3 separate regions of the Mus musculus genome follow, and all the other regions are linked to region 1. A link is a contact called in ENCODE Hi-C or POLR2A ChIA-PET data. All regions are on one chromosome and are shown on one strand. The core of a region is the stretch at or near the end of the contact, and the rest is flanking DNA. Distances in the headings are between cores, read along the strand shown.

What was found. A loop is a pair of places that touch in the nucleus more often than their neighbours do. ChIA-PET counts read pairs that join two places held with the same protein, here RNA polymerase II (POLR2A).
Region 2: a loop to region 1 is called in a map of heart, with 2.9 times the contacts of the local background. The contact joins the promoter of Zfp146 here to the promoter of Wdr62 in region 1. A Hi-C loop is called at or near these places in 1 of 37 maps with a recorded cell type or tissue (heart). POLR2A ChIA-PET finds 5 or more read pairs at or near these places in 3 of 5 experiments (Patski and embryonic stem cell).
Region 3: POLR2A ChIA-PET joins it to region 1 with 14 read pairs in embryonic stem cell. The contact joins the promoter of Capns1 here to the promoter of Wdr62 in region 1. POLR2A ChIA-PET finds 5 or more read pairs at or near these places in 4 of 5 experiments (Patski and embryonic stem cell).

The regions. Positions count from the first base shown.
Region 1 is chr7:30,278,556-30,282,556 of GRCm38, forward strand. It overlaps Wdr62 (WD repeat domain 62), which reads right to left and starts at 1,855. Exons shown (of 33, transcript NM_146186.4): 1 at 1,601-1,855. The coding sequence starts at 1,777. Thap8 (THAP domain containing 8) reads left to right here and starts at 1,539. Exons shown (of 3, transcript NR_144498.1): 1 at 1,539-1,925; 2 at 2,053-2,144.
Region 2 is chr7:30,167,813-30,171,813 of GRCm38, forward strand. Zfp146 (zinc finger protein 146) reads right to left here and starts at 1,929. Exons shown (of 2, transcript NM_011980.4): 1 at 1,847-1,929. Gm5113 (predicted gene 5113) reads left to right here and starts at 2,063. Exons shown (of 3, transcript NR_157376.1): 1 at 2,063-2,402.
Region 3 is chr7:30,193,438-30,197,438 of GRCm38, forward strand. It overlaps Capns1 (calpain, small subunit 1), which reads right to left and starts at 1,716. Exons shown (of 11, transcript NM_009795.4): 1 at 1,569-1,716; 2 at 441-664. The coding sequence starts at 649.

The DNA of each region.
Region 1 (4,001 bases), core at 605-3,104:
GACCCAAGAAGGTCCTCTTTTGGACTCCTGGGGCACCAGGCACCCTCATAGGCAAAACACATACACATAAGAATAAATAAACCTTAAAAGCAAACAGGAAAACAAAAACCTGTTGCTTTGGGGCCAGAGAGGTAGCTCAGTGTCAGAACATGGTCCAAGAATGGACCCCTGTGAGATTTGGGTGCTTGTAAGAAAACTCCAAGAAACCAAGCCAAGAATCTCATGATCTCAGTTTCTTCAAAAACACAGAACTGAATTGTTCCTGGTTTTGTGCCCCTCCAGGTGTAGGAGATAGGAGTGAGTCTATTTCAGATTATTCATTACACTAAGTATTGTTATTTCTTTATATGTCTCGATGGAAAAACATGTTTTTGCCATGTGTGTCACTTGTCCTTGTGACTCCTCTTAACCCTCAGGGTACAAACTGTCTGCTGCTCAGACTAAAGTTGGCTACTACAGGAGACTTTAGCTTGCCTCATTTATGACTCCATTCTCCCAGGTCCCACTGCCTCTAGACTAGTAGCCAATAGCTCCGTAGGTAAAAGCCCTTGGGGCCAAAGCTGACTCTGGGAGAATGAACTCTCAAAAGTTGACCTCAGCCAGTCTGGTCTACACAGCCAGTTCCAGGTCAGCCAAGGCTACACGGAGAAACCCTGACCAAAAAAAAAAAAAAAAAAAGTTTTACTAATAGCATTCCTTCTACCCAAAGTCATTTCTTTCTGTGACTCAAATTTTGTGGAACTGTTTTGTACACCCTGCTCCCCAGGCAGCAGTGCTAAGATTTTTACATTCTCCATAATTTTAAGCCGTAAGTAGATAAAAATCAGTTCTAGTGAAGGAACAGGAAAGAAATCAGGAACAGAAAAAGGAAGGAAGACCAAGAAATGTTACGCAAATAAGCCAGGCAAGTACTCCGGAGGCAGAAAGGTAGATCTCAGAGCTCACAGCCAGCCTGCTGGTCTACAGAATGAATTCAGTCACAAAGAAATCCTGTCTCAAAAGGAAAAAACAAACAACAAAAACAAAAAACAAAAAAACCACAACAATATAACAACAACAACAAAACCCACAACAATATAACAACAACAAAACCAGGGGAATGTTAACCAAATAGGGGCCTGGAAGAGCACACCTTACCCCGAGGCGCTACAGAGGAGGCGTGGCAAGAGCCAACAGGCCAGCCTCTCGCTCAGACTCCGATACAGCACACTGGTGGCTGCAGTGGTCCCCAGCCCTATTCCAATAAAATCAAAGACACACTGGAATGAAAGGGATAAGTGTCTTAGGTCACTCACTGAACAGTAAAGTGATATTAGAGATGATTTGTAAATGCAAAACCATTTCCCGGGAGTTAGAACTAAAATAAAGCAATGTGCCAACTCTAAGTGGAGCCAGAAAGATGGGCAGCACCAAACCCTGAAGCCAGCAGGAACGCAGGGGGAAAGCCTCTGCCAAGGGGGCGGGGCTTCCGGACCAGGCGGGCCTGGGAAGCCGCCTGAGGGAGCAAATAAAGAAGCGATGGGAGGGACCGAGGCCCCGAGGCGGGACCAAGGTGGCAGAGAAGCCCGGAGTTGGGTAAACAGGACGACCAGCCTCTCACCCGGTTCTGCACAGTGTCCTCGGGAGCCGCCGCGAGTCGCGTCCGCCGCCGGAGGCAGAGCGGTGGGGCAGGAGGCGGGGAGGACTGGTTTCTCCGCGCCGGAACTCCCGCCATGACAGAGGACAGCTTTTCTATCGTGTCACTCCGCGTATAACCTCCGGCCGCTAAGGCAGCCATCATGCTGTCGGAGACCAGTGTCCGTTACGCTTCTTAACAGCCGCCTGTAGCCAGCACCCACTCGAATAGCGAATGGCCGCGGGAAAGCCGGCGCCACCGCCCATTGGACGCAGCCGGCACCCCGGCTGGCCAATCACAAAGCTTCCGGGTAGGCTCATTGCCCAATGGGAGATAAGAGGCGGAGCTAAAGGAAGGTGGGGCCAGGGCCTGTCTATTTCACTGCTTACTGAGTCTGGCTGGGTTTCTCTACTAACCTGTGCTTTCTCTGTTCATAGACACACAGCTTTTAACTTTGATGGAGCTCATCCTGTCTTTTGCAACAGTCCCGGGAAGTTATTCAAGCTGTACCAGTCTCATGGATATAGGGGTAGGGTGAAGCCAAAGAGCCGTGGGCTTGGGGTCGGGAACAACACCGCCCTACTCTTGCCTATACAAATAGTGAGGTTTAGGATTGCGAAGATTGTAGCCAGCTGCTCTCCATCCCGTGATTGGGGCGTAGCCGCGGTAGCACGAGGAACATTTTGTACGCATGCGCCCTCAGTTTCCCCTGTCACGTGTTGCAGTGTTGCTCTTCCCTGGGATGACGTGAGGCGGATGGATTGCTCGGGGACCCGGACAGGGTTTGGCCCAGACTCAAGTGTTATTGCTGACTGGGCAGGACTGGCCAGGGTAGGACAGCTACACATAAGTACATTAGGGCTCCAACACTTTGGGGCGCCTGGGCAGGGACAATTGGCCTGGGAGATTCGAACATGGGGCGTGGCCCTGGGAGGGGCGGGGTTGGTCCAGCTTTGAGTCTTGGGAGCTACTGCTATGAAGCTGTAGATAGTTCATTGCTACCTTGGGAGCGGAAGGGGTGAGAGGGATGTGCACACACATCATTCTCCCTGTTCATTTTTTGGCTTATTTTTCTCTTTAAACGGTTTTCTGGGGCATCACAGGTTGAGGTATGCAACGGTGTCCCCACCACTAGAATGTCAGCCCCTCCCTGAAGCCAACAAATTTTATCCCATTTCCTGTTATTCCTAGGTTGCTAGACTAATGCCTAACACATACTATTGTCCATCAAATGTTTGTTGGAAGGGTTTGATTTTTAGCCCAGAAGTCTGTTGGGGTTTGGGAAGCGTCGCACAAACCGCTTAAAAACCGATCTCAGTTAAACAGGACTGGTTTATTGAAACTCCCCCCACCCAAAAAAAACCCCCAAAAAACAAAAACCAGCAACAACAAAAAAACCCAACTGATTGATCACCCAGACTCGGAACTGTAAGCTACAACCCTAAACATTTCCGGGGCCAGTTTATATAGGGGGAAAAGGCATAATGATCTGATAAGTAGGTGCAGGGAGAGCTGCAGCGTGGTTGGCCTTCTCCTAAGTTTTTAGTAGTTAAGACATAACAGTTCAAGGTTGGAGAGATGGCTTAATGGTTAAGAGCACTGACTGCTTTTCCAGAGGTCCTGAGTTTGATTCCCAGCAACCACGTGGTGGCCCACAACCATCTGTAATGGGATCAGATGCCCTCTTCTGGTGTCTGAAGACAGTAATAGTGTACTCATATATATATTAAAAAAAAAAAAAAAAGACATAACAGTTCAGGCTGACCTCTATTTTGATGGGTCCTGAGTGAAGACTGCAGTTGGGGAATTTCTAAGAAGGAGGAGGAGAAAGGGAGAAGATGGTCAATTTGCCCTTGCTCTGAGCCAAACTATTTTTCTGTGTCTACAGTCAAGTTGCTTTTATGTCAGCAATATGAACAAGATGGCTGGCATGCATGAAACAAGAGTTACAGCTAAGGGGGCTGGAGAGATGGCTCAGTGGTTAAGAGTACTGACTGCTCTTCCAGAGGTCCTGAGTTCAATTCCCAGCAACCACATCGTGGCTCACAACTACCTGTAATGAGATCTGGCGCCCTCTTCTGGTGTGTCTGAAGACAACTACTGTGTACTTAGATATAATAAAAAGAAAGAAAGAGTTACAGCTAAGCTAGCAGGCTTCATCAAGTCCATGTCTCCCAGCTCTCCTTTGAGGGGCTCTTGTGCAGGGTAGAGAGAGTCAGTGAATTCCTTTAGATACATTTTTTTTTGACACTGGCTGTCCTGTGAGCATGTTGTATCACACGTGTAATCCGAGCACCTGAAGGCAGGAGGTCAAGGTCATCCTCAGCTCCAGTCTGAGGTGGAAACTTAAGGGTTCTTTGGAAAGTCAGTTGGATGGTGTTTTGCT
Region 2 (4,001 bases), core at 679-3,178, 110 kb before region 1:
TTTGGCCTATCCATTCTAGTACCCCCTATCCCACAGTAACAATCATTCTGTGTGTGTGTGTGTGTGTATACACACACATCTATCTATCCTGAAGCTTTTTCCCCAATAGAAAGAAATTCAAAGACAGCTACCTTATTCCTGACAAGTCTATATTCTGAACCTTGTCCTACTATGTCTGAGACCTTTCAGTGTCTATATAAAGCTCCCTCCTCATTCTTCTGCACGACCACTGGATAAGCTTATTATCATAGGTCAACCGAACCATCCTTTAATGGATGAGCATGAAATGTTTCTAATACTTTTCTAGGCTAAACTTTGCTGTCACGAGCAAACTTGTGTCTGTATTGTTTCACTCAAACATAGTAGATACATTTGTAGCATCAATTTCCAGAACTGTGGGCTAGGGATATAGCCCAGTCAAGAGTCAATACACATTACCTCCAAAAAATTGCAACAAGCAAACCCTCACATTCTAGCTGCTTTTCTTTGGGGGATTTCTTGTCATTTTGTTTTTGTTCTTCAAGACAGGGTTTCTCTGTGTAGTTAAGGGGTCCTGAAACTCTGAGATCCAACTGCCTCTGCCTCCCAAGTGTTGGGAATTAAAGGTGTGTATGTGTCCAGCTTCAGTGATATTTAAAAAACTACTTTTGTTTCGTTTTTTTGTTTTTTGTTTTTACAATGTATCAACTAGTGGCAGCTATTCATAAATTTGAAAGCTACCCACTTGCAAATCTTAATCAGGTACTGCTTAACTTTTACCATTAGGAGAAAAGCCAAAGCTGCGGATGTCTTTAATGACTGCCACAGCAGGGAGAAGTAGTTTTTCACATGTGCTACACAATTCACAGAACTGTACTCGTGAAGGAGTTATGACATCTACGATATAGCACAGTAATCACTAAGTTTTTTTCAAAAAACTAAAAACATGGACCAGTGAGAGAGCTTGGGGGGGGGGGTGTGCAAAGGCGCTTTGCTTCCAAGGCTGACAACCTGGATTCCGACCCTAAACCCACATGATGGAGGACAGAACCGACTGTGGCAAGCATGCCCACACAAATAAATGTATATATATATATATATATATATATATGCTTTAAATGAGGAACTGTGCCTAACCTAAATCTAAATTAGACCCCTTAATCCTGGGTTTTTAGTGAAATGACGCTCTTCAAACCGAAACTCGAATTTGCCTAACAGCTCTATTAAAGTACCTCAAAAATCAGAAATGAAGTCTATGGCTGGCACCCCCGGGACAAACAATTCCAAACCAAATGTTTCCTTAATTAAGCATGACAGAGTAATCTGTATTCTACCTCCATTCATAAACAACCGCGTTTTAGTACACAGATCGTCTTTTAAAATCTAAACATGTTTACTAAGGCTTTCTGCACATATCACGAAATGCATTTGCGTATAAAACTCACCATCAATAAATACAGTTTTAAAAGTATTTAACCCTTAGCTTCATCCCACCTTTCAAGTAATCAAATAAAACGGATGCTCTTCGGGAAGATGGCCCCGTTATAATTATCAGCACTTTCGACTCGGGAACTACCGCGCAGACGTGATACTTCAACATGGGTCTCCTCATTGCCTCGTGAAGCATAGCCACCCACAATCCTACACCCAGCTCCACACCCACTCAATCATTCCAAATAGTGGGTCAAACTTTGCAGTCAAATTCGGTCTCAAACGCTCAAGCTTTCCTCAGAGGCCCCCACCTCCGCCTTCACCAAGATCCAATGCTCTTCAGCCCACTCCCTGAACCCCGCGCTACACCTCCAAAGATCGGAAACACTGCCCTCCAACCTCCCGAACCCACCGACCCAGGACGCCCAGATCCCACCTCCTACTTTGGCGCCACGTGGACACGACGGCCGTGCTGACCCGCGGACAAAGACCAAAATGTCCACTCGCTGCCCCTGCGTCTGCGCACTCAGGGAGTGAGTGAGCACTCCCAGAAGTCTCCGCGACATCTCAGGGCTTGTTCACTGAAGCCTAGCCAGGCTGTTGTCTATTATCAGCAATACTGCTTTTACGACTTTGGACTACACTTCCCACAAGGCACTGCGGGTTGCTTATCCGTCTCCCACGCACAAACCTGGCCGCCTCTTGTGATTTGGGGTTTCTTAGAGTAGATTGTTGTCACTTGGACCCAAATAAGCTCACGCCTGGTAAGATGTTTGGAGTGGGGACTTCCTCTTTGGTACTTCACGGGCGGCGTCTCAATAATACACTGAGCCCAGACCCCAAGGTGAAAGGACACCATCTTTGTCCGGGGCTGATGTGGCTATGGACTACGTTTCCCAGAGTCCATAGCGAGCTGACATTGTAGCTCAACTTTGATGAAACCTTTACCTTTGGCTGAAGCAGGATGCGCGCGCCTTCTACTGAGACCCAAGGTAAATGGTCTGGGGAGTACTGAACGGGGGTGGGGAACAGGCGTGTCCTGAACGGGGTTGTGCACGCTGAAGCAGGACTGGGCTGCGGGATTCTAATTGTGGTTTTGATTGTGGTGGTGACCGGTTGTCAGTGCTTACAAGTAGTGTGCTGTTGTAATCACCTGTCTCCAAGGTGTATATCTGATTGTTGCTGTGCAAACATATGTGATGTTATGTGTTCCGGGATCTTGTGGTTGTGGAAGTGGTATCCCGTGGTCCTGTAGTGTGTTGTGTGCTCGATAACCTTTATTCCTGGGGTTGTGTGGATATAGTTGTAGCTGTGACTGTGTATCTCTGGGTTAAGTGACCTTGTGTAGTACTGTGTGCAGTGTTCTGTGTCCGTGGCTCTGCGTCGGCAGTGCGTGAGTATCCTTGTGTTCTTGGAGAGAAGGGAGAAAGAAGGAGGAGGACTTTGTGACAGTGTGTAATACTGTGTGTATGCGGGTGTGGACTATCTTTGCTAAAGAGTGACTGGCCCCTGAGTGAATGTTCAGTTATGGCTGGATGATGCAGAGTACTGTGCCTTCTGCGTGCCACCATGTGTGATTGTGACTATGTAAGGAGGACCTTTAGGGATGTTAGGGAAGTGATTGTACCACAGTGGCAAGCAAACTGACTGGGATGCCTAGGTGGGTAAAGTTCTTGTGGCACAAGTCAGTTGTCATACTGTGTTTGTAATTATCCTGTAATCCAAGCTCCTACAGAATTCAGAGACAAGCATTTCCAAAACCTCTCAGATGAACTAGCTGGGAGTGTGTAGCAGTGATCAGACTACAAGGTAGAAGGCTAGAACCAACACCCAAGACTCTACTCTGCCCTCCACAAAAATGGCATTGCACACACATACCTGAATATGTGCACACACACAAAGTTAAAAAAATTATTTCTAGGGCTGGAGAGATGACTCAGTGGTTAAGAGGACTGGCTGGACTTCCAGAGGACCAGGTTTCAGCACCCATGTGGCAGCTCACAGCTGTCTGTAACTCTTGTTCCAGGGGATCCGACTCCCTCATACAAGCATACATGCAGGCAAAACACCAATGTACATACAATAAAAATAAAATAAATTATTAAAAATTTGTTTCTTAGAAAGTGAAGAGTTGGTGTGTGGATGTTTTCATGTGACATATCTTGCAGCAGCCAAATGTAGTGGGTCTGTGACTACTGTTTTGGCCCCAGCAGGTGCCGTAAAGTTTGGGCAGATTCTGGCCCTGGACAATAGTGACCTCAGTTTTACAAGGTGACACTGAGTTTGGACTGAGTGCCCAGCCATGTCTGACCTCCATCCCCTGAACACCAGGATAGAAGAACAGCTATCCAAAAGTACCCTGCTCACTCATGTTTCCTTTCTTCCAACCCTTTTCTAAGAGGATGATGCTGAGCCAAGACTATACAGCTCAGTAGTTAACTATTGACTGTCCAAAGCCAAATTCAAAAAGCATCCCATTTTATTCTCCTTTCCCTGAACCTTTTTTTTTTTTTTTTTTTTTTTTTGAGGGAGGAGAGGGTTTTTTTCATGAAAGGGTGTCTTGGTTAGGGTTCTACTGCTGTGAACAGGCA
Region 3 (4,001 bases), core at 466-2,965, 85 kb before region 1:
CCTGTTCTAACCCCAGCAAAGGATTTTTACCCACTAAACCAATCAGCTCCAGACCCCACACAACCTTCTCTGGACCATTTCTTCTTTGGGGACTCTGATCTCTCCTAAAACAGCAAGCTCCACCTCGCTCAAATCTTAAGCCATGGACAGCCTTAGATCCACTGGCTGCGCCCCCAGTGAAGGCTGGATACAATCCTATAGAATTGCACCTTCCCCAAACACAGAAGAGCCCCTATCCCCAAGAAACTGCATCCTATTTGTTGACCCACAGAAGCAGGTTTACTAATCCTGGTACTAAAAAGTGACACCAGCCTCGCTAGAATCCCCTTAGGGCCAGTTTTCCGGTATGGATCAGCCCAGACTAATTAAGAATTCTCAGGTCGGACTCTAAGTGAGTCTTTATTATTTGGCCCGCCCCGCCCCTTCAGGCCCCGCCTTACCTGATGGCGCTAATGACTCCGCCCAGGATGCGCATGGCAGTTCCACCGCCTCCGCCACCTCCTCCCAGTCCCATGCCTCCACCGCCACCGCCGCCGCCGCCAGCAGCTCCGCTGATCAGGCCTCCGAGCACATTCCCCAGGCCCCCGCCCAGACCCCCGCCTCCCCCACCGCCACCGCCGCCCTTCAAGAACGAATTCACCAAGAACATGATCGCAGCTGAGTCCTGTAAAGTAAAAGGGGTGGGTCGGGTAGTGGCCTTGCCAGGAGCCCAGCCCTTCCCGCAAAAAAAAAAAAAAAAAAAAAAAAAAAAGCAAGCATTTCCGGCAACTAGATTGGGGAGGAAACTAAGGCCTCGAGATGGGGACAGAGCCTCTAGCTAGGGGTCTGGACAGGTGATAGGAGATGTGAAACCTCCTAGGGTCTAGAAAGTACCCTGGCCCAGGCTTGACTGCATATATATAGGCATGAGGACAGGGGTACAGCTGGGCGTGCGTGGTAGCGCTCTACTGTAATCCCAGAAATTGGGAGGCTGAGGCTGGAGGACCAGTTCAAGGCCAGCCTCGGCTACAGCGCCTGCCTGCTTTACCCTGTCTTGAGGCAGCGGGAAAACAGGGGATTCTCGTGTAGAAACCCTAAGGTGTGTAAAACCGAACGTGTCTCAGATCCAGGCCTTCCAAAATTAAGCTCAGGGTAGGGATGACCCAGGGCTGACCAGGAAGTTCCTAATGTGGATTAAGACATTCAGATACTCTCGACAGAGGGACTACACTGTCACTACGGGATCTGTGGGCTCCGGCCAAAAATTATGGCTGTGCGCCCGGAGGATCCTGGATAACGGAGTTCTTCCCACCGCAAATGGGAACCACGATCTCGGATTGTGGTTCTAGACGCCCAAAATAATTTCCGGGTATCTCTCTGATCTTTGGGCTTATATTTTTTGGTCGTCAGATCCGGGATGGTAAGGAGTGTTCTGGAGGGGCTGACAGGCCCGATGGTTCGAATCTGAGAACACCGGTCCTAGGACCCCCCAAGGGCCAAGACTTTAGGGTCTCGCCAGATCTGAGGACTACGGATTCCGGATCTACAGGGTGCAGGGGTGCTGGACTGGAGTGTCCCGTCTCACTTACGGATCCGGCGGTCCGCGGTCTTGCTCGCCTGCTGCAGGGCCTCCGCTGTGTCCGGTTCGGGAGGGCGGGGCCGGTGACTCAGGCAGCTACTCCGGGTTAGACCCTGCCGCCACCCAGCCGTCGTCTGCGCGGTCCTAGAGCCTCCATTGCAGACTGCGCCTGCGCGGGAGGGTTATGGTTGCAAGTCTCTGCTTAGCTCATCCGTCCCCATACACACACTGCTGGAAATTCAACGCTGTCCAGATTAAATAGCTTTGAGTACGAATAAATTATTCTAACGCCCAGGTACTGGAGCCTCCAGGAACTAGATACAGGGTACCCGGTCACCGTTGCAGTATATAGTTGCAAAAAAGGACTTCAGTTGTCATTCATTCATTCATTCATTGTGCACTTTGAGACAGAGGTTTGTTAAACATCCTCTAAATGATGACCTAAAGCCCTAGCTAACCTCGAACTTGAAACAATCCTCCTGCTTCTGTTTCCCGAATGCTAGGAATCTACATCTTAAGTTTACCATCAGTTTGTGCCTCTCACCCAGGTCGCTGTTGGGCTTCTAGTCTGGCTGTCTGGCCACTCCCTAGGAACTATATAAACCTCGGTTTGAGTCTTTATTGCTCATCCCTAAAACAGTGACCTGGTGTCTCTGAGTAATGACCTCCTCATGTGTAAGGCGGGAACATAGCCAGGCGTGATGACACACACCTGTAAAACCAGCACTGGGAGGTGAGGGCAGGCAGCCATTCTCAGTACATAACAAGTTTGTGACCGGCTTGGGCTACATGAGACCCTAGAGGACACTAGGGTAAGCCCCTATCAGAATTAAGTGATAAATACATAGTAAATGGCAGCTCTTCTGTTAGTCCCTATGTCGCCATGTTGTTCCCTCAGCTGGGAGCTCACCTGGTTCCCTTAGCTCGTTTACTCTTGCTCATCCTTAAACAACATCGACAAATACCTGCCGGTCCCTAAATACTCTCCACTCACTAGGTTGTGTGTCCTCGAAGCAGGCCTGTGGGATAGGTCTGTTATTGTCCCCATTCTATGTATAAGTAAACTGAGGTTAAACAACCAGTCTGCTTTACCTGTTCAAAGAATCTCCGATAACTTAATATGATAATCAGTCAAATAAGATCTCAGCAGACAAGACCGTAATTGCACTAACGCCACCTAAGGGCTTGCTGGGACCAGGCCAGGTAATCATTGCTCAAACCTGTGTGTGTGTGTGTGTGTGTGTGTGTGTGTGTGTGTGTGTGTGTGTGTGTGAAGCAAGATTTAACCTGTCGAAACCGGAAACTCTAAAAGGCGGGAGCACAGAGGGTGGCGACCCAGGCCTAAGCCTTAGCGGATAAATCATTTGGTGATGACTAATGTGGATTCCCTCTCTGCCACACCCCTCCCTGCCACACTGAGCAGTCTGACCTCAGGCTCAACTCGCTGGCATAAGCCCTGTCCTCTGCCTACAAATACTCCTGTGTTTGGACTTGACTGTCTGTGTCCTCCACTTTGGACCAGAGCTCAGACATCTCTCATTTGGGAAGACCTCTTTGTCCTCACATCCACCCAAGGCTTGAAGAGGCTGCCAGCTTCATGCCCTCAGACCAACAGTAAACATGATGACACATGCCCAGGCCTCAGAAGACTCAGGCAGGCGAGCTACACCACAGGGTCTTATCTCAAAACAACGATTTAAAAATACTTAAGGGAGCCTATCGTGGTGGCACTTGTCTTTGATCCCAGCACTCAGGGGGCAGAGGCAGGGAGAACTCTGAGGCCAGCCTGGTCTACACAGTGAGTTCCAGAGGACAGACTGGGCTACATGGTGAGACCCTGTCTCAAACAAACAAAAGAAGGTTCATGGGAGTTTTGCTTGGGGATGGCTCAGGGGTCAAGAGTCTTGACTGTTCCTCCAGAGGACCCGGGTTCAGTGCTGAGCACCCACATCAAGCAGCTCCCAAGTGTCTCAAGTCCAGATCTAGGCTCCCTCTTCTGGCTCTGAAGGCGCTGGCACAAATGTACAAAGTCATGCATGCAAGCAAAACACACGTACAAACAAAAATAAAATAAAACCCATTTTTCACCATACACACTACCCAGTGTGGTCATATTGTCCTCTAATTCTGTCTCCCTGAGTCCCAGTTGCCGGCATCTGTGAGCTCTAGGTATCGTCCCTCTGTCCATTCAACTTGTGCCTGCCATCTGGTACCTCCCTGAAGTATTTTTCAGTGATTTTTGTCCCCTGTGTGTGTATATTTTGTGAGGTGGTATCATATAGCTCAGGCTAGCCTCAATCTCACTGTTTAACAGAGAATGGCTTTGAACTGATCTTCCTGCAACCACCCTAAAAGTTCTTGGGGTTACAGGAGTGTGTCTGATCCCACGTGTCTTACATATCATCTCCAGGCCACCAGCCCCCAAATCCCTATCTTCAACCTG